Regions from separate parts of the Mus musculus genome. Here region 1 is linked to region 2. Evidence: chromatin loops called from intact Hi-C (ENCODE). Cell type or tissue: left cerebral cortex. All regions are shown on one strand. Each heading gives the region's core, and the rest is flanking DNA. Links, peaks and the distances in the headings are about the cores only.

What was found. Peaks named below come from ENCODE experiments on the same cell type or tissue, not always from the same donor. Only the 100,000 strongest peaks of a DNase experiment are listed, where the experiment ranks them.
Region 1: it touches region 2 in a loop (3-fold over the local background); 4 of 42 quality-filtered maps call a loop at or near these places.

What each region holds. Positions count from the first base shown.
Region 1 is chr2:122,301,312-122,315,496 of GRCm38, forward strand. Duoxa1 (dual oxidase maturation factor 1) reads right to left here and starts at 12,419. Exons shown (of 10, transcript NM_001305262.1): 1 at 12,359-12,419; 2 at 12,088-12,133; 3 at 11,621-11,737; 4 at 6,580-6,639; 5 at 5,369-5,552; 6 at 5,000-5,057; 7 at 4,243-4,377; 8 at 3,752-3,965; 9 at 3,315-3,532; 10 at 2,238-2,687. The coding sequence starts at 5,515. The coding sequence ends at 2,434. It overlaps Duoxa2 (dual oxidase maturation factor 2), which reads left to right. Exons shown (of 6, transcript NM_025777.2): 4 at 1-74; 5 at 350-564; 6 at 893-1,574. The coding sequence ends at 1,086. It also overlaps a transcript of Duox1 not described here. In left cerebral cortex, for the core only: a CTCF peak has its summit at 11,551; a DNase peak (open chromatin) is centred at 11,587.
Region 2 is chr2:122,552,106-122,567,887 of GRCm38, forward strand. No RefSeq gene overlaps it. Among named protein-coding and RNA genes, the nearest start is that of Gm34325, 9.7 kb to the right of the region's middle. In left cerebral cortex, for the core only: a CTCF peak has its summit at 6,424 (motif pointing left); a DNase peak (open chromatin) is centred at 6,410.

The DNA.
Region 1 (14,185 bases), core at 9,907-13,906, 250 kb before region 2:
TTCACACCGAGCAGTCCTTGCGGGCTGTACCACCAATATCACCTGGCCGGTCACTATGCCGCAGCAACACTGTGGTGAGCCAGGGATGGGGATAGGGCAGGGTGCATGTGACCTGGAGAGCGCGGTCTCCGAAGCTGGAACTGCAGCCTCGCGGCATCATCAGGCTGGCAATCTACAAAACCCATGGGAATTCACGTCCCAGCTATAGGAGGGGGGAGGCCGAGGGGCTGGGAGGGGAGGCTCAGGACCCAGCTCTCCCGGGGTGGGGGTTGGGGACGGTTCCTCTACACCGCCAGCAGTCCTGGTCAGGGAACTCCCGCTCATGGAGCGCTGCCTTGGTCCCTCGCAGGGTGGCATTCTGCTTCTGGATCATCGCCAATGCGCTGCTCTCCATGCCCGCCCCACTCTACGGAGGCCTGGCTTTGCTCACCACCGGTGCCTTCACGCTCTTCGGTGTCTTCGCCTTCGCCTCGATTTCCAGCGTGCCGCTCTGCCACTTCCGCCTGGGCTCCGCCGTCCTCACGCCTTACTACGGCGCCTCCTTTTGGCTCACGCTGGCCACCGGTGAGTACCGACGGATGCTTACCTGGTGGTGACCGGGGTGTGTATGGGATGGACGCTCTCCGGTTTAGAGAATGGGTTCTCTTATTTAATATGTTCGTCTCCGTAGCAGGCAGAAGGTGGGCCGACACTGTTATTTTACGGTTGAGAAGAGCTAGCTCAGAAGGGTTCAGTATCTTGCCCGGGTTTGCATGAAAACTCGTGCATCGTGAAATACATGTCAGTTCTTTCTGAGGGTTGTGCGTGTAGGAAATTCCAGGGATGGGCTCCAAATCCTGGCAATGAGAGCCTGCATCCCTGAGTCCCTCTGTCTTTCCTCCCTCCGGTGCAGGCATCCTGAGCCTCCTCCTCGGAGGGGCGGTGGTGATTCTCCACTATACTCGGCCCAGCGCCCTTCGCTCCTTTCTGGATCTAAGTGTCAAAGACTGTAGCAACCAGGCTAAAGGAAACTCACCTCTCACCCTCAACAACCCGCAACACGAACAGTTGAAGAGTCCAGACTTAAATATTACCACTCTCCTGTGAAAATAACTGACTCCGGATTTCTACCCCTCTTTGGGACCCCATAGACCTGAAGACTGTGTTAAGAGCGCGTGCCAGGAGCATAGCTTAGTCTGGAGAACTGCTTGTCCCTGCGGGACGACAAGGGGGCACCCCATGTGCCTTTGCTCTAGAGAATGGATTTCTCAGGAGAACTGTAAATAAACTTTTTTGTTTCTTTTTTTTTCTTCAAAATTCCCATGCCCATCAATTTCCTTGGCTTCTCTTGGCCATTTGGAGCTACAACCTTGAGAAACTCCTCTAGGCTAGTAAGAGCCTAGTACTGTATGTACATTCAGGTGCTGAGAAGCCTGAGAAACACAGTAGGGCTCTGGGGGAGGTGCGCCCTCTAGTGAGATCTGAGAGGAACTGGCAGGCATCTCCTCCAACGGGTGGTGGGTTACGTTCTACCCAAATCTCTACTAGCCACACTGAATGTATTGGGGAAGATTAGGATTTTGGCGTTCATTCGCAAATTCTTTCAGGTTGTCTTCTTTTATGTTTGTATTTGAGAGCTAAGAGAGAGGTCAACAAGGCATAAAAATATAAATCCTGGGGTCTGGAGAGATGGTTCAGTGGTAGAACACTAGCTGCCCTTTCAGGTATTGGTATTGAGGTCTTTGTACCCACATGGCCAGTTCCTGTAACTCCAGTTCCAGGGCATGTCTGCAATGCCCCCTCCTGGCCTCTGCAGGCACTGCGTGCAAGTGGTTCACAGACATACAATCAGGCAAAGTACTTATACACATTATACCTACCCTGGGACTTTTTTTTAAACAGTTTTTTTTTCCTCTCGAGTTCTATAAGCTTACGTAGCATATTTCGGGACTAAAGGTCAAAAAGAGTGTGGCACATAGCCTGTTAATGTTAAAACTGGAACACGATGTTTGTTCTCCAGCTAATGTGGACCCAGAGGTCACAAAAGCTGTGAAAATTGGAAAAAGAAAGAAAGGGGCTCAGACCCCCCAAAGGCAAGAGATGGATGCTGAGGATGCCCAATGTATTTGTTATGAGTGGAAGGTTGGCACCTTGACGAGGCAAAGCTTTCAAGAAGGTTGATGCTGTGCAGACATAGCCACCCCTGTGCTGTCACCACGACAACGGTTTCTGGGCATGTCTGACATCTCTTCAGAGCCTTAGCACTTTTGTTCATTTATTTTTTTGCATTAGTAGGCTGTGTATATTATTCTGTTACATCAACAAGTTGGATACATATTACAACTGAACATGATACAACTGAAACCCACTTCCTGGACAGTTCTGCTGGTTTTGTGGGGCTCCAATAATGTCTGGAGGCAGTCTGGAAACTCAGTGGCTACCAGGAGAAGAGCTTTACAGGGAACAGTCGGACTCTTTGGGGTGTTCCTCCTTAAAACATGTCTCAGAGGAAGCCACTGACATGGGAATGTCCTGGGTCTCAGGACTCTCAGCTATGGACCGGTAGTGGGGGCTCAAGAGTCCTCCTTCTTCAGAGCCCCACTCCAGCACTGGGTCCTCTGAACTCTGGTTGAAGAAAGCCTTCAGTCTGTGAGGCTGCATCCTGTGGGCCACTGCCATGACCAGGCCAAGCAGAATACACAGCAGTCCTGTGGCAACATGTGTCTTGCTTTAGTTTAGTAAGTCCTCCCAAGATCTTCTAAGAGCAGGAGAACTTTAAGCTATGTCTGGGCTGCTGCTTTAGAGTAACTGGAATTCATAAAGATGACTTACTGTCCCAGGGTTCTATATTGCAGACATGGATCTAGTGTCCTTAATTTTCATTCTCCAAACTGAGCAAGAGGAAGAGAGAGAAGACAGACTGGAAGTAGGGACAGATGAGAATGGAAGGAGACACCAAGACAACATGGGGGAGCACACAGAGCCTGGTAGAAGAGTGAAACAGTGAGACAGGTTGGTTTAGGGCATTTGGGGTAGTATGAGGTGAAGACAGGCATGGCCTCTAGGAAGAGACATGAAAGTGTGGTTAGGGGACACAGGAGGGACACACAACAGGAAGAGCTGGAGGACTTGCATAAAGAGAGTTAGGGGACAATGGATGTGGCAGGAAAGTGAGCATAATGAGGAGAGAGAAAGCTGACAAAATGAGGGCGTTAAGAAGAATGGGGCTCTAAAAAGGCACTGACATCCTGACCTCTAGAAACAGACCCCCCATCCCACCACATGACAGTCCCTCACCTTCATCCTGAGTCCTTATTTCTAGGGAAGGCTCTCACCTGTGGCTAACGTGATCCAGAAAGCGGGCCCATGGTGAGTGTGCAGCACAGCAGTGCCCAAGCGCAGGGGACAGGGCGATATGAGTGACGTGGTCATGGAGAAGAAGAACAGGGCCAACAGCTGGAAGAGACCAGTGGCCAGCAGCATGTGGCCACCATAAACCAGCACTGGCATCGACAACATCACATTGGCCAGTAGCCAGCAGAGGAATGCCACCCTAGAAAGCCAAGATGCAATGAGGGCTGGCCCAGGCACCACTAACCTGCTAGAGAGGACTTCAGGACCTAGGCAGAAGATGTCCCAAATGTATGAAGGAGAAATCTTGCCTGTGGGTTTTCCAACCAAGATCTAAAGTTACTAAGGGCAGCTCCTTCCACTCAGGATTTTCCTCGAGTTTAAGAAAGTAGGGCCTGTCTCACCCTGTATCCACACTTACCACAGCATGGCAGAGGCATAGTGTCCTGCCAGGCGGTACTGGTTGTACAGGCCACATGGGCTTCGAGGGGTGAACTTCTCAGCCAGGTATAGCACTGGGTCTGGAAGGCCCTTCTCCAGGGCCTTTGCATACTCCTCTGCATAGCTCCTGCCCAGGCGCCATGCGAATGCCTCATTGTAGTTGATGGTTTCATTCAGCTGCTGCACTGGGGTGCCTGAGGAACAGGGCAGCTGTGCTTAGGAGCAACCCAAGGAATGCACTGAGGCATTCACCTTGGGTAGGGGTTCATTCACACCAGGCAGAAGGCCAAGAGCCAGCAGCTGACAGAGAAGACAGTTCTGAATTTCATCTCCTGCCATTCCCCCAACACCCACACTTCCTCCCAGCTCCAGTGCTGGGCAAACTGTAGTTCTGTGCCCCCCACAAAACACATCAATATGTCTCAAAGACACAGAGCAGAGCCTCCCCTCCCTCCCAAGTAAGCGCCTCACCTGTGAGGGTGATGTTGACGCCGCCGAGCCCGATCTGCAGTCCCACGTCCACACTGACCCACTTGGGACTGAAGGCTTTGTACGTTGTGTTGGCGTTGACATGGCCCACAGACCACTCAGAACTGAAGTTCACAGCTGGGGTTGAGGAGTTGCAACTCAGCAAGGTCTGAGCATTACTGGGTTAGTCAGAAGGGAGAACCACAAGGCCTCCATGCCTGAACTTGTTGTAATTGTATACCCACTCGCTAGCCCATGTCTGACGCCTACTAAGTCTGTCAACCACTATTGTGGGATGAGGCGAAGGGTCAGGATGTAAAACTTTCCATGTTCGCACTCGGCTTACCCCCTTTCCAAGTCCATTTAGGGACAGCGGTGACGCTGCGTAAGGAAGCAGTGAGATACACCATGATGGGCAAACACAGACAACATCAATTTTTTTTAAGTCTGTTTTTCCTAATCACTGAAACCAAACAAGCAACTCCCCCAGCAAAGTCCTCCTGCCTACAGATTCATTATGACCCAAATAAAATGATGTTAGGAAGATTTCAAGGATGCATCCTGCAGTTTCCCTGGCTCACACCTCTCAGGGCAAGGGTAAGAGTAAGGGGCTAAAACCAAGGTTAGAGAGGTGTGTGTGGGCTGGATCACACCCCGAATCAGTCCCCACTACAGAGAGACAGAAAGAAGCCAGGCAGGCCACAAAGAGAACTTCACAAGACAGAGGCAGCTGCCCAAGTCTGTGGCATTTGGCACTTACCCAGGATCACAGCCCCGATGAATAAGCTGGTCACCACCCGAAGCAGCCAGAACAGCCTCTGAGTCAGAGAGGGTGGGTTTAGTAAGCATAGCCCTTCTTCCAAGATTGCCCTTCCCCTTTCTATGATGGGGAGGGGTGGGAGTTCTACCCCTGAGCCTATTTGGCCAATTACAATCAGAGTGTCTGACACACAAGCATGCTCAGCCGGTTGGTTGGGTGACTGAGGAAGTCTGCACTTGGGATGTGCAGGGTTGTGGCTGGAGTTCCTTCCTCAGGTCTGCTTCTATCTAGACAGAGTCTGTACCCCTCACTCTTGAAGACAAAGTCTCTCTCAGGCTGGAGTCTTCAGGGCTGGGGCTTTTTTCTTACCGTCTTCCCACGGATGCCAGGCAGGATAATGATGAAGGTGACCAGTGCAGTCAGGAAGATGGTGATAATGACAGCCAGAGTAGTGTCCATTGGAAAGGTTGGCTTGGTGCCAGTGTAGAAGGGCAGTGTGTGTCCAAGAGCAGCCATTTTGGTTGGGGTACGCTGGGGGAAGGGGGTGTTGATGCTGCAAGGAGAGGCATTCATTGAGAGCCCTCTGTGTACCAAACACTACCACGGGGGCTGGGGATGCATCAAAGAATAAACCACCCCAGGTCTGTGGTCTCTGAAGCCCGTTTTGTTGGCACCTTTTGATCTTCATTGCCTTTCCTGCCTCTCTACTGCCTTTCAGCCCTATGTCTCCTGTCTTTTGGCTGTGACAGACTTAGGGTCTTGGCAGTCAGTCTCCCGTTGCCCTTCGTTCCCTTCCTAACCAACCGCTCAACCCTCTAACTCAGCTCCATTGTTATCCTTGGGGCTTTTCCGTTTCTTCTGGGAATAGCTGAAGAAAAAGAACTCTCCTTTATTTCCTCCAGGCTCGAGCACAGGCAGATCACAGAACATAAAAAGAACTATATTTACTATCAAACAAAGCCATACGGGAAGGAGATGGTACAGATTATGAAAAGATTGCCTTTCTTTTTCGGTCTCCAAAGCAACAAGAGCCAAAAAGCGGCTAAGTGTACAGTTTTACTACATCAACGTGGGGCTGATCCTTAGACCCAGCACTGCCCCGCTGCTCAAGCACCCTGGCTACAGGACTGGTGATTCCGGAAAAACTTGAATAAGCGCCCTCCATGAGGCACAGTGGTGGGACCAGATGTTCTACTATTAAATGTATCATCAACATAATTCTTTTCTTCCCTTTTCTTGTTTGACTCTTGTCTGTCCCTTTATACATAGGATGGTAATAAAATGACACCTGGCCATTTCACCAGTGTTTAGACAGTATTAATTGCAAGACACCTTATTATTTCACAGATCATGTAGAAAGTACTGCCAATTAACTGTCACAGCCATTGATGGTAAGATGCACCCCAACTTTAGAGATATCAAAATCAGGGGTGAATGAAGAACCCTAGAATCACTGTTGCAGTGACCCACAGACTCAGTTCCTGTCACTCTTCTAGGTGTGTCTTGGGGGGCCCAGAGGGCACCTCTGAGCAGGGGGAGTCTTGCTAAGTGGGAAGGCAAAGCAGCAGCTTTGGACTCACGCAGCTCCAGAGCTTGAATTCTGCTTCTGTCTTTTGGAATTTCACTTCTTTTGAGTTTTACTGAAAAACAGAAATAATAATTGCTTCTCAGGGTCTTTCTGAAACGAAATTGGGTGTGGAAGTGCAAAGAATACTACTGGAAACAAACAGGCAGTGCTAAGCTATCAGGCAGAGACTGGGAGATTTACAGCTTAGCTTTTAATCCTGTCTTTTGGGCAAGTCGTACAACCACAGCCTCCGTTTTTAATACAAAACTTAAGCTTTCTTCTTAACTGTTAGACTCGTCCATCCTAGAGAAATACCCATCTTTTCTCCAGCTCCGCAGTTCCTCTTGGGCTCTTCTACCACTGCCTTCTCTACAACTACCTCACTGTCAGCCAACCCTAATGTCCTCACAGCACTCCATTCTCCACCGTTTTCTCAAAGATAAATTCAAGTTTCTCCCAACTAAAGTCTCACACACACACACACACACACACACACATACACACACACACACACACACACACACAGAGAGAGAGAGAGAGAGAGAGAGAGAGAGAGAGAGAGAGAGAGAGAGAGAGAGAGAGAGACTTTCTTGATCTTCACACTCTCACTGATTGGTCCAGCTCTCTCCTTTTCATGGCCAGGGTTTTTGACACACTAATCTGTGTTGGTGTTTCCATCTATCTCTTGTCTCCTTGACCACTGTAACCTACCTTTGCCGAATCTTGTCTTTAGCATCACCTCACTAAATTCCCTGAAGGGAAATTCTCACTTAAGAAAAAAATCTTTTAAATTTGTGGTATTTGACACTGCAGAACACATTGTGTCTCCTGAAACTTGCTCTTTGGCTCCACAGTACCATGTTTCCCTGGGTCTCCTACCATTGGCCACCCTGTGTAGGCTCTTCCTCCTTCTTCCTCTCTACTAAACATCTGTGTTGCTCATGATTCTATCTTGATTCTCTTCCTTTGGTGTCATCAAGGTTTCCCTGGATAGCCATGCGTGGTGCACATTACAGGTGCGCCTCTGTAATCCCATCACTGAAGAGGTGGAGCAAGAGGACTGAGAGTTCCAGGCTAGCCTGAGCTATATGCAAAAACCTGCTCTCAGAAAACAAAAATAATTCTTAGGTAATTTCATCTATTCCCATGGCTTATATATAGTTCTCAGATGTCCCCTGAGCTCCAAACTCAAAATGACCAACTGCCTCAAGGCTCTTGCCACTTGGAAGTTCTTTGATGCCTCAGAGTTAGCAGGCTCCAAATGGAATTCTCTGCTACTCTTTTTTTTTTCTTTCCTTTTTAGCATCATATCCACCTATTAATCAAAGATGCCAGAACGAGGATCATCTTGCACACACCTTAGTCCCATGTATTCCTTGAAATTATCCATTGGCTGCCTTCTCTACTGCCTCTTCCTACTTTAGCTCCATTCTCTCCTATTGCCTTGCGCAAGAATACTTTTTCTAATTCTTCTTCTCTCCCTTCTCCATCCTGGGTATTTTCTTCCTATCACATAGAAGGTGCTTTGTGAGTAATGACCCTTCTTCCCTGCTCCACGACTGACATGCTTTTTCCAGCTTCTTGCCTTTGTATAGGCTATGTCCTTCTCTACCTGGAATGGTCTAGCCTTGGCAAATGCCCTTTCTCACTTCAAGCCTCAGTCCATTTTACCTTCTGTATGAAGTTACCTCCAATGCCACTGGGCCAGTGGGACGGTTTCCTACTCTATTATTCCAATTGTGTTTGAAACATGTCTCCATAATCACAATCGTTACTGTACTCCATGTCTTTGAACATTTATCTCCCTTTTAGACAGAGTGTCCTTGAGGGCAGAGATTTAATCTCCCCATCTTTGTATCATCTGCATGTAGCATATTCTAATCAAACTCTGGATCAGATTAATGAATATAAATGAGCTCTTTCCGCAGGTGTCTCTTTCTGAGTCTTCACACAAGAGGGAGCTATGCTCTTCATTACTACACTTCTATTCACATTAGCAGAGCACTGCCGATTCAAGGCTAAAATCAGCCCAAGAAGGGATCTGAGGAACCTGACCTACATTTTGTAATCTCAAAGAACTGTCTAGAAAGCCTCTTCTAATAGCTAGAGTCTCTAAGAAATATAAACACACAAACCTAAATGTTTATATTCAGTTGAACATGAAGCACACTCTTAAACTTAGCTGAAAATGTACAGCTAAATGTCTGTTACTTTGAGGGGCTAGAAAGAAGGCTTAGGGGTAATTAAGAGCATTTGTTGTTCTTGTAGAGGACCTGGGTTCAATTCCCAACAACCACATGGTGGCTGGCATCTGTCTGTAACTCCAGTTCCAGGGGATCTAATGATTCCTCCTGGCCTCTGCAAGAAACAGTCATGTACTTGGTACACTGGCATACATGCCTGGAAAACACACACATAATTTTTTGTTTGTTTTTTCGAGACAGGGTTTCTCTGTGTATCCCTGGCTGTCCTGGAACTCATTCTGTAGACCAGGCTGGCCTTGAACTCAGAGATCTGCCTGCCTCTGCCTCCCAAGTGCTGGGATCAAAGGCGTGTGCCACCACCACTAGGAATAATTTTTTAATTAAAAAGAAGCTATTCTGTGCATGTATGAGTGTGTGTGTGTGCGCGCGTACTTCCCATGGCATCTACGTGGAAGTGAGAGGACATCTTTATGGAACAGATTCTCTCCTCTCATCTTTATGTGGGTTCTTAGGCTCGATTGAACCCAGGTTGTCAGGCATGGGCAGCAAGTGCCTTCCCTGAATGAGCTGTTCCGCTGGCCTGGTGACATTTATTATAAAACATAAGGGTTTGTTGTTGTTGTTGTTGTTATAGTGAATTTTTATTTATGACACCCAAACTGAAACCATTATATTTCTAAGGAAGTCTATATAGGAAGAATGCCTTAGATCTGAGTTTAGATAGGGGCATGGTGATACATTCTTTAAAACCAGCACCTTCGAGGCAAAGGCAAGCAGAACTTTTTGAGTTGTAGGCCAGCTTGATCTACATAGCAAGTTGCAGGTGATTCAAGGCTAGAAGAAGGAGGAGGAGGACGAGGAGTGGGAGGGGGAGGAAGAAGAGGAGAAGAAAGGGGAGGAGAGGGGAAGGAGAGGAAGAAAGAAGACATGTATTAGATAGAGCATAGATTGTTCATAGAAGGAACTCATTCAAGCCCAGTGAGGTGGCTCAGTGGTGGAGGTGCTCGCTGCCAAGCCTGAAATTCTGAGTTTGATCCTTAGAAGTCACATGGCAGGATGGAGAGAACTGATTCCTAACAGTTGTTTTCTGACATCCTTACTCATGCCATAGGATGCGTTCATACACGTGCGTGCACACACACACACACACACACACACACCAAATGTGTGTGGAAAAGTGAAAGAAGAGCCCATATTATATACTATTATATATTATATGTGAATTCCAACAATGGATATTTGCAGCATAAGCAGATATTAACTAACTTAAGGCATCTTGGTCAGGATCACGTATTCTTAGTATTCCTGTGCTTATTTTAATGAGAGGTTATAAAAGTTTTGTGAGCATGGCTCATCTCTATTAACATGATGCGTCAAAGAAACACTAACAAAAGGCTTTTCTGTATCTCAAGTACAGAATGGACATTGTTAACTTATTTGCAATTCTCCCAAATATTAAGGATGATTAGAGCAAGTGATGGTTGCTGAATCCGATTTGCCTTGCTTGGTCCCTTGCTCTCTTGCTCTCTTCCACTCTCCCATTTCACTTTTCACTACTTAGCTATTCCTTACTCTATGCTGCCTGGCTTGGTAAAGCTGAATTTCTGGGCTGATCCTAATTTGGTTTCATTATTATGCTAACAGGGCTTCATCAACAGAGCTCTGCTTTGCCAACAAAGCCTGTATTTCTCTTGGGACCGTCTTCCTCTCTCAGGCTTGACAAGTGAAGCCTAACTGTAGAATTGGTTCAAATAGCACAATCTCACATCAATATTAATTTTATCCCTTGGTCCCTTAGCTCACCACCATGACTGGGATACACATGCATTTTATACTGATGAACATAAGCAGCCATTGGACAATCAAACCCACACCTACAACTTTAAAAGCACAGTCACGAGAAAGGAGCACCCACTCTTTGTAGTGCCCAGTAACACGGACACCTAGAGGTTTTCATTGGGGCTCCTGCTATGAGTTGGGCACTTTCTCACTGAGGCTGGCCAATTCCTTCACTTTGGGGTTCTATTTTCTCACTTGGCTGGGGGGGGGCAGCCTTTAAGTACTTTCCCCCGTGTTTAGAAGTATTTTAGATTTAGTTACCTAGCCCTTACCTATCACAAGACGAAATGAATTTCCAGTGTTTATAGGACCAGAGGGTAGAGATAGAGTTAACAGTCTTGAAGAAGATCGGATCTGGAACCTCTCTCGAAGCTTGACAAGATTTTTTTTCCTAAAGCCTTCCTCTGCCCCCGCCCCCATCTACAGAACCTGCAAAGTAAGGACTGCTCGCTTTCTATAAGGGTAGTTTAGGTGACAGTCTAATATTGTCAAGCACTCTGATAGGTGAGACACGGCTACCGAAATATGATAGTTTATTTCTCTGATTGAAGTAAAGCCCATTAAAGGTTTACAGCCTTGCCTGGCTAAAGGAAGTCTTTTTCAGGACCGCCTAACCTAATCCTCCTTCCTAAGGAAGTTAGAGGTGTGTGTGTGCTGGGGGTGGGGGGAAAGCGGGGGTGTGAATTGGGGGAGAAGAGGTTGGGCGTGTGTGTGGGGGGGGGGCGGGTAGTGATGGGTGGTGGAGGATAGGGAACTGAGCAATCCAATCTACCCAGACTCCAGTTAAGAGAAATAAAGATTCAGTATTGACAAATCTTGTGACTCTCATAACCTTAAGGAGTTCGCCGTGCTTAAATTTTTTTTTTTTTCAAACTTTTCCTTCACAAATCCCCCCTTGATCTGAATTGGTCTGTGTAGACTCAAGAAGTGCGCCCCTGGAGGTCGGTACCGGAACAGCACTTCAAGGTCTGATCTCATACCTCTGAGCCCACCCGATCCATGGTTCCCTACCTTCCTCTCTTTCAGATACTGTGCGCATGGCACCTGGCGCTGCTCGTCTTTGGGCACTCACTCACAACGCTCCTGGTCGTGGGGATAGGGCAGGAACCGGGTCCAGACGTGGACGTCCTGTCGCCAAAACCATGCACTTTGTTCAGGCAGAATCCCTTCCAATTCCCCATTCTTCTAAGTCAATTGCGGACCAGGTTGTGACTCCCATAAACCCAGCCTGGTGTCTTCTCCGCCTTCCATTTCAAGTCATTGTCAACTTTCTCGTACTTGGCACTCCGCCCTCGAACCGAACCAGGGACAGACTGGCGTGCTAGGACAGCGCCCCAGCACTGTGCCCTCTGCACCCAACCCCTAAGATCCCCGATTCCTACCCATGCCAGCACCTCGGGCAGCTGTAACACAAACGAGGCTCACAGGACGGTGAGACCTGGGAGGTTCCACCAGGAAACCTGGTTATCTAGACTTACAGGTTTTGGGGACAGATGGATACCTTGCTTTGGCGACAGGTCTGATCTGTAGGTTAATGTTGGGAGATTTTGTTTTAGAGCCCTGGCCCCCGACTGTGTGGGGAGAATTTGGGAACAGCTCTCCTGCCCCACACCCTGTTTATCTTCCACCCTCTTCCTCAGCCCCCAAGAGTTGGAACTTGGGGAGAGAGACTTGCCCTTCCCGCCTCCCAAACGGCCAACGTGCCTGAACCCTCGGCACCCAGGAGCCCTGCATCCTACAAGGTCTCACCTTTCATGCTCCGGTCCCCTTTCACGCGGGTCCCCGCGCTAGCTTCTATTCCGCCCTACTGTGCCCCGCCCCAGAGCTGGGACGCGCTGTCCGCTCTTCACCCCCAGCCCCGCCCGCCCCGACTCAGAGCTGGAGAAGCTGCCAGAACGGAGGAGCGGGCTACAGCGAACCCGGAGTCATCCAGGAGCCTATCCGCAGTCCCAGGCTGGGGCGACCAGAAGCTAAGGTCAGATCCTTGAACATTTCTCCTGGCCCACGAAAGTGGGTGCTCCGAGAGAGAGGGCTCTAGGGGTGGGGACAGCGGAGGAAAGGGGTACCGGTGGTCCTCCTTTTCTGCGGAACAGGAATTGTAGCCTCGTGTGCCTCCAATCTTTCCCCGAGGCTAAAAGGAACCTTGCTAAGGCCTGAGCTCAGCACACTGACTTTGAAAAACTAGGGTCATCTGGTCCTGATAATGTTGAATGACCTAGTTTGTTTGGGCCTAGAGGGTTTCTTGGCACCATCACATTATGCCAAGGAGAGACTTTGTTGGTTCTTCAGTATACAGTTACTCCCTGGGTCTTCAGGATGGAATCTCTGTGGCTTTAACTCATTTCGCTCTCCTTCCCACCTCGGGGCCAACAGAGTCATGATTCTAAGACTCTGATTTGGAAAAATGGCCATGTGGACAAGAACCAGACAGGCGTGTACTCTCCCAGATCTGCCGCTGCCTGGGGCCTCATTGCCCTGGAGTTGTGCCTTCATTTCCAGATTGTTTGGGAAGTTACCACACCCAAGTGGCTGTGTAAACTGTTAAGGGTTACCTACCCACAGAGACGTTATTAGCATGGCTACTCTCTTTTCTAATTTGTCCCCAACAATTTGGCCTGAAAGCCTACAGGTTGTTAGGGATGGATCTACATTTGGAGTCCAGGCTCCTGAAGACTTGACTGGAAGGGGAAGGAGGTCAAACTGTTTGGATTAGGGGAACTCAACTATGGCCTGCCACTCTACCATACCCAACACACCACCTTCAGATCTCCAGTGCCCGGCTCCTCAATTATTACCAAAGGCCACACTCCAAAGAACCTCTAGATAGATGGAATAATGAGTTGGGGGCTGGGCAGGGTCTGGGATTTTGCACTTGTTTAGTAGGAGATTTGGGGAGTTGTGAGTCACCTGTGGGTTCTCACCTTCAACTAGATAGCACATTTAGAAGCCCAGGCTGAAGATGGGGCTTTATCTGAGCATGTGACTTTCAGCACCCCGCCTCCAATCTTCAGGTTGTCTTTAGGATGTCTTCAGGATGACATTTTGTCAGAGGAGTCCTGGCATGAGTTGCCTGCTGCCTCTGTTTACCTGTGGTCCCACATGGTTTGTTGGCCTCTGGAAGGCAGGGCTGAAGCAGGAACGGCTGGTGTGGTACTCCACTTGAGGTTCCTTGCAGGATCCTGCTTCAGCCTCTGCCCAATTTGCATCACACCTGTCAGTCTTCTTGGCTTGAATTCAACCTCAGCCTCCTGTTAGCCTCTGATCATGCTGTGGAGTGAACAGTTCAGGCACGTTCCCCACCGTGGCTAGGAGAGGATGAAATGGTTGGATCAGATAAATGGTTTACCTCAGATCCCACAGAGGACGAAGAGCAGACCTGAGACCTCAGCTGGGTTCCTCAGCTACTTCTTCCCAAGCTGGACTCCTGCAATGGAGCAGCCTCTGTGGGGAGCTGGGCCGAAGCAAGGGTGTCCAGGTTCTCAGAAACTAAAGTTCACAAGGGCAAGGTTGGCTTTGTTCTCTTCTTCACTGGCTCCAGAGCCGAGGCCAGGTCTGTACACAGCGCGTGTTGGTCAG
Region 2 (15,782 bases), core at 4,760-8,759:
TTTTTTCCCAATCTGTAGGTTGCTGATTGGTCTTATTGACTATATCCTTTACCGTACAGAAGCTTTCCAGTTTCATGAGGTCCCATTTATCAATTCTTGATCTTAGAACATGAGCCATTGAAATTCTGTTTAGGAAATCTCCCTCTGTGCCAATTAGTTCAAGGCTCTTTCCCACTTTCTCTTCTATTAGATTCAGTTTATCTAGTTTTATGTTGAGGTCCTGATCTACTTAGACTTGAGCTTTGTGCAAAGTGACAAATATGAATCTATTTTCATTTTTCTACATACAGATAGCCAGTTAGTCCAGCACCATTTATTATTTTTTATTTTTTATTTTTTAATTAGGTATTTTCTTCATTTACATTTCAAATGCTATTCCAAAAGTCCCCCAGACCCTCCCCCCCACTCCCCTACCCACCCACTCCCACTTTTTGGCCCTGGCATTCCCCTGTACTGGGGCATATAAAGTTTGCAAGTCCAATGGGCTTCTCTTTCCAGTGATGGCTGACTAGGCCATCTTTTGATACATATGCAGCTAGAGACACGAGCTCCGGGGGTACTGGTTAGTTCATATTGTTGTTCCACCTATAGGGTTGAATCATCCCCATTCTTATGGTACTTACTCAGCTTCCCCTTTCTTTGTGGTTTCTTCCTTTAAATACCCCCTCTCCCAGCTACTCGGGGCACCACAGTCCTCTATCCCTGTGGGGTGCACAGGCTGCACGACTGTGGGCCCAGGGGCTCTTGAAATAAAAATACTCTTGCTGTTTACATCAAGACTGTTTCTCATGAGTGATTTGGGGTGTCGCCTCTCCTGAGTCAGAACATGGGGGTTCTCACGTTGTGGGTCTTTCAAGAGAATCTCAGGTGCAGAAGATACCACAGAAAATATTGACACAACAGTCAAAGAAAATGCAAAATGCAAAAGGCTCCTAATCCCAAACATCCAGGAAATGCAGGACAAAATGAGAAGATCAAACCTACAGATAATAGGTATAGAAGAGAGTGAAGATTTCCAACTTAAAGGGGCAGCAAATATCTTCAACAAAATTATAGAAGAAAACTTCCCTAACCTAAAGAAAGAGATGCTGATGAACATACAAAAAGCCTACAGAACTCCAAATAGATTGGACCAGAAAAAAATTCCTCCCATCACATAATAGTAAAAACACCAAACACACTAAACAAAGAAAGAATATTAAAAGTAGTAAGGGAAAAATGTCAAATAACATATAAAGGCAGACCTATGAGAATTATACCAGACTTCTCACAAGAGACTATGAAAACTAGAAGATCCTGGGCAGATCTCATACAGACCCTAAGAGAACACAAATGCCAGCCCAGACTACAATACCCAACAAAACTCTCAATTACCATAGATGGAGAATCCAAGATATTACATAACAAAACCAAATTTACACATTATCTTTGATAATCCCAGCCCTACAAAGGATAATAAATGGAAAACCCCAACACAAGGAGGGAAACTATACCCTAGAATAAGCAAGAAAGTAATCTTCTTTCAACAGACCCCAAAGAAGATAACCACACAAACATAAAAATAACATCAAAAATAATGGGAAGCAACAACCACTATTCCTTAATATCTATTAACATCAGTGGCCTCAATTCCCCAATAAAAAGACATAGACTAAGAGACTGGATATGTAAACAGGACCCAGCATTTTGCTGCATACAGGAAATGCACCTGAGTGTCAAAGACAGATAATACCTCAGAGTAAAGAGCTGGAAAACAATTTTCTAAGCAAACGGTCCCAAGAAACAAGCTGGAGTAGCTATTCTGATATTGACATTCAAAGTTATCAAAAAGGATAAGGAAGGACACTTCATACTCATCAAAGGAAAAATCTACCAAGAAGAATTCTCAATTTTTCACATCTATGCTCCAAGTGCAAGGGTACCCACACTGATAAAAGAAACTTTACTAAAGTTGAAAACACACATTGAACCCCACACAATAATAGTGGGAATTTTCAACACACCCACTCTCCTCAATGAACAGATCATGGAAACACAAACTAAACAGAGGAAACTCAAATGATTGAGAAGCACCTAAAGAAATGTTCAATATCCTTAGTCATCAGGGAAATGCAAATCAAAACAACCCTGAGATTCCACCTCACACCAATCAGAATGGCTAAGATCACAAACTCAGGTGCCAGCAGATGTTGGCAAGGATATAGAGAAAGAGGAACACTCCTCCATTGCTGATGGGATTGCAAGCTGATACCACCCCTCTGGAAATCAGTCTGGCAGTTCCTCACTAAATTGGACATAGTACTACTGGAGGACCCAGCTATACCACTACTGGGCATATACCTAGAAGATGCTCCAGCATGTAATAAGGATACATGTTCCACTATGTTCATAGCAGCCTTATTTATAATATCTAGAAGCTGGAAACAACCCAGGTGTCCCTCAACAGAGGAATGGATACAGAAAATGTGGTGTTCTTTGTATCTTGATGGGTCTTGTTAAGACCCTGAATACAGTAATTATGGGACCTTTGTTTATGCTTTGTTCCTTAACTACTCAGTTTATGCTTTGTTTGTTTCTTGACTACTTTGTTTATAACTTAGGACTGGCCATATTGTTTGTATGTATCTAGAATGATATAAAAGCAGACTGGAAAAGGATAAACCCTCTTCAGCCTCAGAACTGGCTGTTATAATGTTGTCTAATTGTCTTTTTCTTTTCAATCCTCACTCTCTCCCTGGAGACCCCACTGGCTGGCATTACTGTTTACAACTTTTCTGGACTCAGCTAACCTTTCCTGACTTTAATTCCCTGAACAGCTTTCACTGATTTATCTATACTCCTGTCTGAGTCTGATGGCTTTTTTACTCTTGTCTTTTAGCCAAGTTTATGGTGAGAAAGAACAGAAATATGTAAAAAGAGAAATTTAGCCAAGAAAGATATTTGAGCCCAGTTAAAGTTGTGAGCAAAGTTCTCACGACAAAGGAGCCACAGTAGTTAAAGGAATAAGCAGGGTTAAGGAGAAGCCTTACTCTCTGCATTGAGACACTAGGAAAGGCCTGCTGAGGGCAAAGGCCTACCCAACCAAAGGCTTTAGGGTATGAAAATGGAGATTCACGTGAAAAAGAATGCTTAAACAAAGAGTATTCATGCAAGGGTTTCCTAATTCAAAACAGCTTCTGAGGAAAGTTTGTCCCTAGATTTGGCTACCAACTACACAGGTCACTATAGTTGTGGTGAGAGAGGCCAGGGTAGATCTGTGCTAGCTGCAAAACTTGATGTTACTGTTCATGTGGTACTGGGTTTTTAGGCATGCGAGATACAAGAGTTGGTACAGCCTTTATGGAGGCCTTTACCAAGGTTCAAGGGCTACCCACACCCACTGGACTCCAGATGAGGTCACCAGAGTCCTGGATGGTGGACAATGCAGGGTTTGGAGTTTCCCACACTAGGTTTCAGTCTCTGGTCGGCGGTTATCTGTTATTTCTCTACTCTTTCCTTTGGGAATGGGAATGTTTATTCTGTGCCATTTTATGTTGGAATTACGTAATTTCGTTCCCGACTTTACAGGTACTCAACGTAAAGAGATTGCTTCGCATCTCAGAAAAGACTTTGGGCTTCTAGACAGTGTTGGAGCTTTAAGACCTTAAAGACTTTGGAATTGGATTTGAATGCATTTTCACCATGAGATGGCAATGAGCCTGTTGGGGCCCAGGGTTAGGATCCTATGGTTTGAGTGTGAAATGTCTCCTGTGGGCTTATTTTAAATAAACACTTGTTTCTAGCTGGTAGTGATATTTCAGAAGGTTGTGGAACCTTCTGGACATGGGGTCTAGATGGCCCAGGAGAGGATCAGATCTGGCTCCAGTTTCAGCCTGAGCTCGCTGGCCAATCACTAAGTTATGAGCAAGTTGCCTTCTCTCCCGCTGCAGTGGACAGGGCTGTCCTCACTGCTGTGATCACTGCTGTACTTTTCTCATCCTGAGACTGGTTAAAACAAGTGGCCCTTCCCCTAAGTCACTTCTGTCTGGTATTTTGTCCTACCACTAAAAATATATTCTTTTTTTTCCTTTCATAAATTTTTATTATTTAAATGTATTTTATATACCAAACATTAATAATATTATTTTGAGAATCAAATAATGCATAAACATTTGTTCAACTTTTATATTCATATCTTTTCATATCCTAAAAATATCATTAATGAATATTGAATACTATCCATAACTGAGGATCCTATACCTAATGTTGAATATTAAATTGTTTCAAAACATACAAAATATTCTTTGGGAATTAAGCATAGTAAAAAATGAATGGCCCTTCCCTTAAGTTGCTTCTGTCTGGTATTTTGTCCTACCACTAAAAAAAAAATATTCTTGATGAAGCAAAATGAAACTAAATTTAATGTATAAACTCCTAGAACAAAAACAAATGGAAGTGGAAATATCCTAATATTCAAATAAGTTTTGTGCTCTAGATAATAGCATTATACTGCGGTTGACCTCTTGTTCTTGATGGTGATACTTATATAAGATGCTAGCATTAGACAAAGCTATGAGGAAATGATAAGTTGTTTCTGTAACATTTCCTTAAGCCTGAAATTAGTTAAAAATAAATTGGCTTTGGATTGTTTGAAACAAGGTTTCCTGTGTAGCTCATGCTGGCCTGAAGCACAAGATCTTCCTTTATATGTATGCACCACCATATCTCGCTTCAAAGATCAATCTTAGAGCCACAAGAACTAAAACAATTAACATTATGTGTACCATTATCGGTGCATAGAAAGTACAGCACTACCTAGAAGGAATTTGTGTGTGTGTGTGTGTGTGTGTGTGTGTGTGTGTGTGTGTGCATGGATGTACAATTATGCATGCCTAGATATGTGCAGAGGCAAAAGGAGCTCAGGTGTCCCGCTCAATCTCTCTGCCTCATTTCCTCTAGAAAGGACCTCTCACTGAACCTAGTGTTCCCATTTTCCCCTGGATTCTGGCTGGCTAGTGAAGAAACTAGATTGTTTATGCTCATAATCACACCCATCTTTTACATGGGTCCTAGGGATCTGAACTTAGGTCCTCATGTTTGAACACCAAACACTATCCACTGAGACATCTCCCTACCCAGGGAGATCTTGAGAATCATAATCAGAAGGGTCTGGAGAGTTGGTTTAATGTTTAAGAACACTTGTTACCTTTCCAGAGGACTCAGGTATGATTCCCAGCACCCACATGTTACATGAAGGAGGGCTGAGGGGAGACAATCTTCTCTGTACCTCCAGTCCTAGGGGATCGTAAGCACAGACATGCTGTGGTGCACAGACATATATGCAGGCAAAATATTCATACACATAAAATACTTTTTAAAAAAATTATTTTTACCTCTAGTGCAAATATTGCATGTATAAGATAAAACAGATGAATAAAGTAACATCTCTAATACCAGAAGAGGGTCTTGGTGTTGGACTCTCACTCTATCAATAAATCAATTCAAACAGAAGTAAAATGGGGGGGGGGGTGATACTGCACTAGACTGAGAGATGCACAAAACTTCCAAGACTTAAAAGAATCTCAAGAGATGTAACTAAGTTAAATGAGTAACTTTTTGTTATTAATTTTGACTCTACAGGATAATTACAGTTTTTTCTTAGGTAATAGAAGAAATTAGCATTTTGGATATTGAATGACATTAAGGAATTAAGGACAAGATATGGCATTGTGATTATGCAAAAAAACCTATTTGCATAGTTCTCTTTTTCTTGTTTTGAGATGAGGTCTCATTGTGAAAGTTGACGTTGATCTAGTGGTCCTTCGGCATTGGCTTCCCAAGTGCTTGGAGTACAGCTGAGTGCCATCACACTCTGCTTATTCACATATTTCTTTTGAGATGCACATTGAATTATTTAGAGGTGACATATGTGACATGATCTCTGAGTTTGATTTAAAATTCTCTAGCCATATGACATGAAAGAGTAGACAGGATAAAACTAATGCACAGAGAGAAACTGGGAGCTGGGCACCTGGACTCCCCCCTTTTGCATTTGCCTGGAAAGTTTTATAATAAAAAAAATCTTAAATGGTTTGAAAAAGAATTATACTATGGTAAAATGAAGAAAACCATTAGGGGTAACAGAATACAGGAACAGCAGAGGAATAGGGCAGCTACTGTCCCTTGGGCTGAGAAAGGATTTCGAAAGAAGTAACCAATTTGGAAGTGCATCCATCTCTCTTACTGATAGCTAGGTTTTCTAGCAGAATAGAGGACTGGCCTACACCATTGACTGATGAAGTTTGTCCCCTTGCTCTGCCTGCAGGGCTATCAAGTGGGAAATTGAAGGCTGGAGTTCTGGGAAGCAGCTCATTGGGTTCTGAAAGAACTAACAGGAGAGGCTCAGTGGGGTGCCGCTGAGACTTCTTGGTAGGCAGCACCCCCTAGTGTGCCAGTACTGAAGGGAGGAGAGGGAGGGAGGGACAGAAGCCTTCAAGCTTACTTGTTAAGAGTTTATCTCTTCAGTGAAGCGTCTCCTAGACAGACTCTTCCTTTTCTTCCCATAAACTTCCCAGGATGTAACACCTCAATATCATGGTCAGTTATTCATCTACTCCTTCCTTGCTTAAAGTGCATTTTAAATAACAGAACTAGACGTTGCAGGTATCCTAGTTAGATGTGATTGAATGAACATCTTTTTGTTTCTGCTGCCTGTCCCACACCCTCTAAAATGACAATTATGTCAAACTGTACAAACACACAAGGACAAAGACACTGGGCAAAATGAAAACAGCGACCACCTTCTGAAAGCCATGGAGCAGATGCAAGAGTGGAATCTGACTTAGTGGAGTGGTGTGGGGCATTGGGCTCTGCACAGACAGGCTGGCCTCCAGTTGAGCTGAGGTCTGAACCCCGGAAATAGTGATAATTCACCTATGTGACACAGTAGGCGTTCCCTTATGCTCCTGGAACTCTGGCCCCTGCCTAAGTTGCCTCCCCCCAACCCCCAAACACACAAGAGAAGTATGGCTAGAAGTCACGTAGGCAATGGCTCAAGCTTCTGACCTTCAGGCTAAACTCCTCCCCAGTTACCTAGCAACAGTGAAGACCATAAAAAGGGCTGCTCAGCCCCACCTTGCTCTCTTACTTGTCTCTCACCCCTTTGTTTTCTTACCTCTCACTTCTCTCACTCCTCTCTCCTCTTTCCTCTCTCTTTGTCTTCTCCTCTCCTCTCCTCTCCTCTCCTCTCCTCTCCTCTCCTCTCCTCTCCTCTCCTCTCCTCTCCTCTCCTCTCCTCTCCTCTGCTCCCCCCTCTCTCTTCCTCTCTAGCCCCCTCCCTTCTCTTTTTTCCCCTGAATTTCTATAATAAAGCTCTAAAACCATAGAGAGTCTCTTCTCATCAAGATCCACTGTGCGCACACTCGCAGATGTTGGGAACCTCTTCCCTCATACCTCTCTCCTATAACTTTGGGACTTTAGCAAGGTAGCTCTGGGAATCCCAGGTAGGGCTGTCCCTTAGCCACCCCCCGAAGAATGGGCTAGAGGATGCCCACCCAGGAATGAGCAGAAGATGTATGGCAGTCCTCCCATGCCTGACTGACCAGAGAATAGGTGGAACTCTGGAGGGGCGTGGGTCTTTCTCCCTTCCCCCACTTCCCCAGGGCCCCCTTTTTAGTTCCCAACAGAATGGTAACCAGTAAACCATCAGTGAGGGAAGCGCAAGTGATGGGGCACTAGAAACCTCTGAATGGATAAAAGTGTCTGAGATAAAAATACAAGTCACAGTGGTGGGCAGGGTTGCTGTATTCACAGTGAAAATTCTGTGAAAGTCAATATGAAACATAGATGTCTTCTCTCCTTTCTCCAATTTGTTGTGGTAAATATTTAATATTAATTGAGAGTTTCTACCCATTAGTTCCCAGATAAAAGACACAAAACCTTTTTTACTTATGATAAGCCTTTAAAGCACTAGAGCTAGAACTAGAGGGCAGATATCTACCCTCTTAGCTATTAGCATCTACTCTCCTCTCAATAACCCCAAGTTATTTAATTTGCCATGTTCCAATTATTAACTTCAATTGGGTAGCCCTCATGGCCATGTTTTCATGACTCACCTACTCCATCTTCTCTCCACTCTCTTGCGGTCTCCTGCATTGGACTCCAAGCCCAGGAACCAAACCCTGCCCGTCTTCTGTCCAGTTATAGACTGTAGGCATCTTTATTCACCAATAAGTGATAACTTGGGGGAAGGGCAAGGTTACATAGCATCACTTGGTCTGCATGAGAATCTCCTCATCCTCAAGGCAGCCAGGACCAGTGTTTAGCCATGGCCAGCCTCTCTTTTTCTACCTTTTCTCCTTCCCCCTGCCTTTCTACAATAAAGCTCTAAAACCATAGACTGTCTCTGCTCATCAAGGCCCGTCATGCTTGAACGATGGGATAGGCTTTCCCCTAAGGAGCCCCATCTAACCTCCCGCTGGAAGGCCTTCCTGTGCTCCAGCCAGGAACTGGACCAAGGACTCTTGCCAGTGTGAGAACCATCCAGTGCTGCCCTCTCCCCCTGTTCTCTCCTCCTTTCTGCCCAGGAGCTGACCGAGCCGCCCCCAGGTACTCAATTTGTTCTTGGCTATTCCGTGATATCCAGCATGGGATGCTGGAGGCTGAGAACCTGGTACCTAGGGCTGCCCCCTTGTCCACCCCCAAGGGCTGGGTCCATAGTTTCCCACATGGCAGCACACGGGTTATCTCCCACTTCCTCTTTCCCCCACACCCACTGCCCCGCAGGCAGCCAGACTCACCTCTTCAGACATTCCCCACTGGAAAACTCATTAGCCTGAACTGGAGAAGCCTCCAAGTTTAAGGAACTCTTCAGACTTAGGCGGCCTCAGCCTCCCTCCTATCCTGTACCATCCCTGTTGTGGGTCTCAGAGTTTTTCCACAGTTTTATTTTATTGTGTTAAGATCACTCAAGGTGAAATGTCCACACAAAGTTCAAAACCTTTTATGGTGAGACAGTTTCATATGTGAACATGATGAATTTTAGTTATTACCACCAGCTATCCTTTCTTTCATCCGTCTGTCTGTTTGTCTGTCTGTCCGTCTGCCTCTCTTTTTCACTGGACCCTTTCTTCTTAGAAAGTCTCCATCTTGATTTTGTGTCTTTCTGTGTGTGACCCAGTAAGTTCGGTTAGTTTATTATTGCCTGAGTATGGGCAGGAGGTTACCTAATAGAACTTAACAAGCAACTTAACAGTGGTGACACCACAGAATGTTGACACCCCTCCCCCCAGAACTGTGAACCACTAATCAGAATATAGGGGATGGGAGGGGCTTCATGGCTCCTCCCCCATCCTTGATGAAATGTTGAGGGCTCTGATCTTTCGCAGATAACCACAGCCGCAATGAGTCAGGCATGTAATGGCTCTGGCATGCTTTTTCATTTAGGGCTAAGAACTCCATCGTCATTTACTGTAGACACTTGGGCCAGCTATTTCTGCATTAACTGCCATCCGCAGTAAAAAAAATCACTGATGAAGACTGGGTGAGACACTAATATATATGTATACACGTGAGTATTTTTGACACCATAACTGAGCTTTTTGACAGCATAACTGAGCACTGAGCAAAACAATGGTCGTAGGTTCCTCTTAGGGTCTATGGGCTCCATTAGCCACGGTATCTTCACCAATTTATCTAATCAGACACGAGTTCTTATCTGCGGAGCAGGTCTCAAACCGAATCAGAAAGTGATTGGTTACTACCATAACAGCCATGCCACATCTTGCCTGAAGGTTGCTCACTATTGTTGTCTACATGATTCACAGGGGGATAAGACCGTTGATCTCTTTTATATACCAGGAGCCAATACATTTTTATTGTGCTGTGTTATACAGCAGACTGTAAGAGCTTTTTTGTCTTCCTTAGCTGATATGGTATGATAGTCTTTGCTCTTAAACATATGATTTAAAGATCACCTCAGACACTCAAAGAATACCTCCAGAGAAAAGAAATGCATACAATTGGCAAGAAAACATCATTTAAAGACCTTAAGATCTACTGTTGATAGTAAAAGAAGATATAGCAGGCTCCCCTCCCTAGAAAGGAAGCTTTGAGGGGGGAAAAATACCATTTAAAAGGATGCTGTAAAAATGCAAAGATACCATAGCAGAAATTAAAAATACATAAAATGAAAATTAAAAAGAAAGCAGGTTCTGGGCATAGGCCAATGGCAGAGTGCGTGCTCTGTGTTCAATCTTCTGGGTTCAGTCTATAGCCACCCCTTAAACAAACCAAAGAAATGAACAAGACCAACCAACTAACTGCAACATCCTCCCCACACCTTCAAAAGCAGAAGGAAGAGAGGCAAGGAGACCTCTCCACTTTGAAGCTGCTGTCCCCACAGGTTACAGTTTAGAGTTGCAATGCTTTCTTTTCCCATTTCACCACTAAGATACCAGAACAGAGAAATTTCCCAACAGGCAGTGGAAACAATTCTTTATTCTGGAATTAAGTATTTCAACCTAAAACAACTCCATTAGATTGAACACCAACCTGTTCAGTTAGTCAGGTTGTTCACTTACCGACAAGATGGAGCCGCTGGTCTCCAGACCCTTGCTCTCTGTAACCACGTCCTTAAACCATCACCCCTCCCCAATCCTGATTAAGATCTCTCTTAAACTAGATTTCAAAATACCTCATCTTCCCCCTGCCTCTGAGAGACTACCAAGACAAGAGACTACCAAGACAGGGAAGTTTAGAAAATGTAGCTTTGTTATTCAGTAGGCTATTTTGGTAATGTTTGTTTGTTTGTTTGTTTGTTTTCGAGATAGAGTTTCTCTGTATAGCCCTGACTGTGCTGGAACTCACTTTGTAGACCAGGCTGGCCTTGAACTCAGAAATCCACCTGCCTCTGCCTCCCAAGTTCTGAAATTAAAGGTGTGTGTCACCACTGCTCGACTTATTTTGGTAATTTTTTTTATTATGTATTTTCCTCAATTACATTTCCAATGCTATCCCAAAAGTACCCCATACCCCCCCCACTTCCCTACCCACCCATTCCAATTTTTTTTTTTTGGCCCTGTCGTTCCCTTGTAATGGGGCATAAAAAGTTTGTGTGTCCAATAGGCCTCTCTTTCCAGTGATGGCCGACTAGGCCTTCTTTTGATACATATGCAGCTAGAGTCAAGAGCTCTGGGGTACTGGTTAATTCATAATGTTGTTCCACCTATGGGGTTGCAGATCCCTTTAGCTCCTTGGGTACTTTCTCTAGCTCCTCCATTGGGAGCCCTGTGATCCATCCAATAGCTGACTGTGAGCATCCACTTCTGTGTTTGCTAGGCCACGGCATAGTCTCACAAGACACAGCTATATCTGATTCCTTTCAGCAAAATCTTGCTAGTGTATGCAATGGTGTCAGCATTTGGAAGCTGATTATGGGGTGGATCCCTGGATATGGCAGTCTCTAGATGGTCCATCCTTTCGTCACAGCTCCAAACTTTGTCTCTGTAACTCCTTCCATGGGTGTTTTGTTCCCAATTCTAAGAAGAGGCAGTGTCCACACTTTGGTCTTCATTCTTCTTGACTTTCATGCGTTTAACAAATTGTATCTTATATCTTGGGCATCCTAAGTTTCTGGGCTAATATCCACTTATCAGTGGGTACATATTGTGTGAGTTCCTTTGTGAATGTGTTACCTCACTCAGGATGATGCCCTCCAGGTCCATCCATTTGCCTAAGAATTTCATAAATTCATTCTTTTTAATAGCTGAGTAGTACTCCATTGTGTAAATGTACCACATTTTCTGTATCCATTCCTCTTTCGAGGGACATCTGGGTTCTTTCCAGCTTCTGGCTATTATAAATAAGGCTGCTATGAACATACTGGAGCATGTGTCCTTCTTACCGGTTGGGACATCTTCTGGATATATGCCCAGGAGAGGTATTGCTGGATCCTCCGGTAGTACTATGTCAATTTTCTAAGGAACCGCCAGACTGATTTCCAGAGTGGTTGTACAAGCTTGAAATCCCACCAACAGTGGAGGAGTGTTCCTCTTTCTCCACATCCTCGCCAGCATCTGCTGTCACCTGAATTTTTGATCTTAGCCATTCTGACTGGTGTGAGGTGGAATCTCAGGGTTGTTTTCATTTGCATTTCCCTGATGATTAAGGATGTTGAACATTTTTTCAGGAGCTTCTCTGACATTCTGTATTCCTCAGGTGAGAATTCTTTGTTCAGTTCTGAGCCCCATTTTTAATGGGGTTATTTGATTTTCTGGAGTCCACCTTCTTGAGTTCTTTATATATATATATGATATTAGTCCCCTATCTGATTTAAGATAGGTAAAGATCTTTTCCCAATCTGTTGGTGGCCTTTTTGTCTTATTGACAGTGTCTTTTGCCTTGCAGAAGCTTTGCAGTTTCACGAGGTCCCATTTGTCAATTCTCGACCTTACAGCGCAAGCTATTGCTGTTCTATTCAGGAATTTTTCCCCTGTGCCCATATCTTCAAGGCTTTTCCCCCACTTTCTCCTCTATAAGTTTCAGTGTCTCTGGTTTTATGTGAAGTTCCTTGATCCACTTAGATTTGACCTTAGTACAAGGAGATAGGAATGGATCGATTCACATTCTTCTACGTAATAACAACCAGTTGTGCCAGCACCATTTGTTGAAAATGCTGTCTTTCTTCCACTGGATGGTTTTGCTCCCTTGTCGAAGATCAAGTGACCATAGGTGTGTGGGTTCATTTCTGGGTTTTCAATTCTATTCCATTGGTCTACTTGTCTGTCACTATACCAGTACCATGCAGTTTTTTTTTTTTTTTTAATCACAATTGCTCTGTAGTAAAGCTTTGGGTCAGGCATCGTGATTACACCAGAGGTTCTTTTATCCTTGAGAAGAATTTTTGCTATCCTAGGTTTTTTGTTATTCCAGAAGAATTTGTAGATTGCTCTTTCAAATTTGTTGAAGAATTGAATTGGAATTTTGATGGGGATTGCATTGAATCTGTAGATTGCTTTTGGCAAGATAGCCATTTTTACAATGTTGATCCTGCCAATCCATGAGCATGGGAGATCTTTCCATCTTCTGAGATCTTCTTTAATTTCTTTCTTCAGAGCCTTGAAGTTTTTATCATACAGATCTTTCACTTCCTTAGTTAGAGTCACGCCAAGATATTTTATATTATTTGTGACTATTGAGAAGGCTGTTGTTTCCCTAATTTATTTCTCAGCCTGTTTATTCTTTGTGTAGAGAAAGGCCATTGACTTGTTTGAGTTAATTTTATATCCAGCTACTTCACCGAAGCTGTTTATCTGGTTTAGGAGTTCTCTGTTGGAATTTTAAGGGTCACTTATATATACTATCATATCATCTGCAAAAAGTGATATTTTGGCTTCATCTTTTCCAATTTGTATTCCCTTGATCTCCTTTTGTTGTCGAATTCTTATGGCTAGGATTTCAAGTATTATGTTGAATTGGTATGGAGAAAGTGGACAGCCTTGTCTAGTCCCTGATTTTAGTGGGATTGCTTCAAGCTTCTCACCACTTACTTTGATGTTGGCTACTGGTTTGGTGTAGATTGCTTTTATCATGGTTAGGTTGGGCCTTGAATTCCTGATCTTTCCAAGACTTTTATCATGAATGGGTGTTGGATCTTGACAAATTCTTTCTCTGCATCTATCGAGATGATCATGTGGTTTTTGTCTTTGAGTTTGTTTATATAATGGATTACATTGATGGATTTCTGTACATTAAACCATCCCTGCATCCCTGGAATAAAACCTACTTGGTCAGGATGGATGATTGCTTTAATGTGTTCTTGGATTCGGTTAGCGAGAATTTTATTGAGGATTTTTGCATCGATATTCATAAGAGAAATTGGTCTGAAGTTCTCTATCTTTGTTGGATCTTTCTGTGGTTTAGGTGTCAGAGTAATTGTGGCTTCATAGAATGAGTTGGGTAGAGTTCTTTCTACTTCTATTTTGTGGAATAGTTTGTGCAGAACTGGAATTAGCTCTTCTTTGAAGGTCTGGTAGAACTCTGCACTAAACCCATCTGTTCCTGGGCTTTTTTTTTTTTTTTTTTTTTTTTTTTTTTTTGGCTGGGAGACTATTAATGACTGCTTCTATTTCTTTAGGGGATATGGGACTGTTTAGATCATTAACTTGATCCTGATTTAACTTTGGTACCTGGTATCTGTCTAGAAATTTGTCCATTTCGTCCAGGTTTTCCAGTTTTGTTGAGTATAGCCTTTTGTAGAAGGATCTGATGGTGTTTTGGATTTCTTCAGGATCTATTGTTATGTCTCCCTTTTCATTTCTGATTTTGTTAATTAGGATGTTGTCCCTGTGCCCTCTAGTGAGTCTAGCTAAGGGTTTATCTATCTTGTTGATTTTCTCAAAGAATCAACTCCGATTTGGTTAATTCTTTGAATAATTCTTCTTGTTTCCACTTGGTTGATTTCACCCCTGAGTTTGATTATTTCCTGCTGTCTACTCCTCTTGGGTGAATTTTCTTCCTTTTTTTCTAGAGCTTTTAGATGTGTTGTCAAGCTGCTAATGTGTGCTCTCTCCAGTTTCTTTTTGGAGGCACTCAGACCTATGAGTTTCCCTCTTAGAAATGCTTTCATTGTGTCCCATAGGTTTGGGTATGTTGTGGCTTCATTTTCATTAAACTCTAAAAAGTCTTTATTTTGTTTCTTTATTCCTTCCTTGACCAAGTTATCATTGAGAAGAGTGTTGTTCAGTTTCCACGTGAATGTTGGCTTTCCATTATTTATGTTGTTATTGAAGATCAGCCTTAGGCCATGGTGATCTGATAGGATGCATGGGACAATTTCAATATTTTTGTATCTGTTGAGGCCTGTTTTGTGACCAATTATATGGTCAGTTTTGGAGAAGGTCCTGTGAGGTGCTGAGAAGAAGATATATCTTTTTTTTTTTTTAGTATAAAATGTTCTGTAGATATCTGTTAAGTCCATTTGTTTCATAACTTCTGTTAGTTTCACTGTGTCCCTGTTTAGTTTCTGTTTCCATGATCTGTCCATTGGTGAAAGTGGTGTGTTGAAGTCTCCCACTAGTATTGTGTGAGGTGCAATGTGTGCTTTGAGCTTTACTAAAGTGTCTTTAATGAATATGGCTGCCCTTGCATTTGAAGCATAGATATTCAGAATTGAGAGTTCCTCTTGGAGGATTTTACCTTTGATGAGTATGAAGTGTCCCTCCTTGTCTTTTTTGATAACTTTGGGTTGGAAGTCGATTTTATTCAATATCAGAATGGCTACTCCAGCTTGTTTCTTCAGACCATTTCCTTGGAAAATTGTTTTCCAGCCTTTCACTCTGAGGTAGTGTCTGTCTTTTTCTCTGAGATGGGTTTCCTGTAAGCAGCAGAATGTTGGGTCCTGTTTGTGTAGCCAGTCTGTTAGTCTATGTCTTTTTATTGGGGAATTGAGTCCATTGATATTAAGAGATATTAAGGAAAAGTAATTGTTGCTTCTATTATTTTGGTTGTTAGAGTTGGCATTCTGTTCTTGTGGCTGTGTTCTTTTTGGTTTGTTGAGGGATTACTTTTTTGCTTTTTCTAGGGCGTGATTTTCGTCCTTGTATTGGTTTTTTTTTCTGTTATTATCCTTTGAAGGGCTGGATTCTTGGAAAGACAATGTGTGAATTTGGTTTTGTCTTGGAATACTTTGGTTTCTCCATCTATGGTAATAGAGAGTTTAGCTGGGTATAGTAGCCTGGGCTGGCATTTGTGTTCTCTTAGTGTCTGTATAACATCTGCCCAGGTCTTCTGGCTTTCATAGTCTG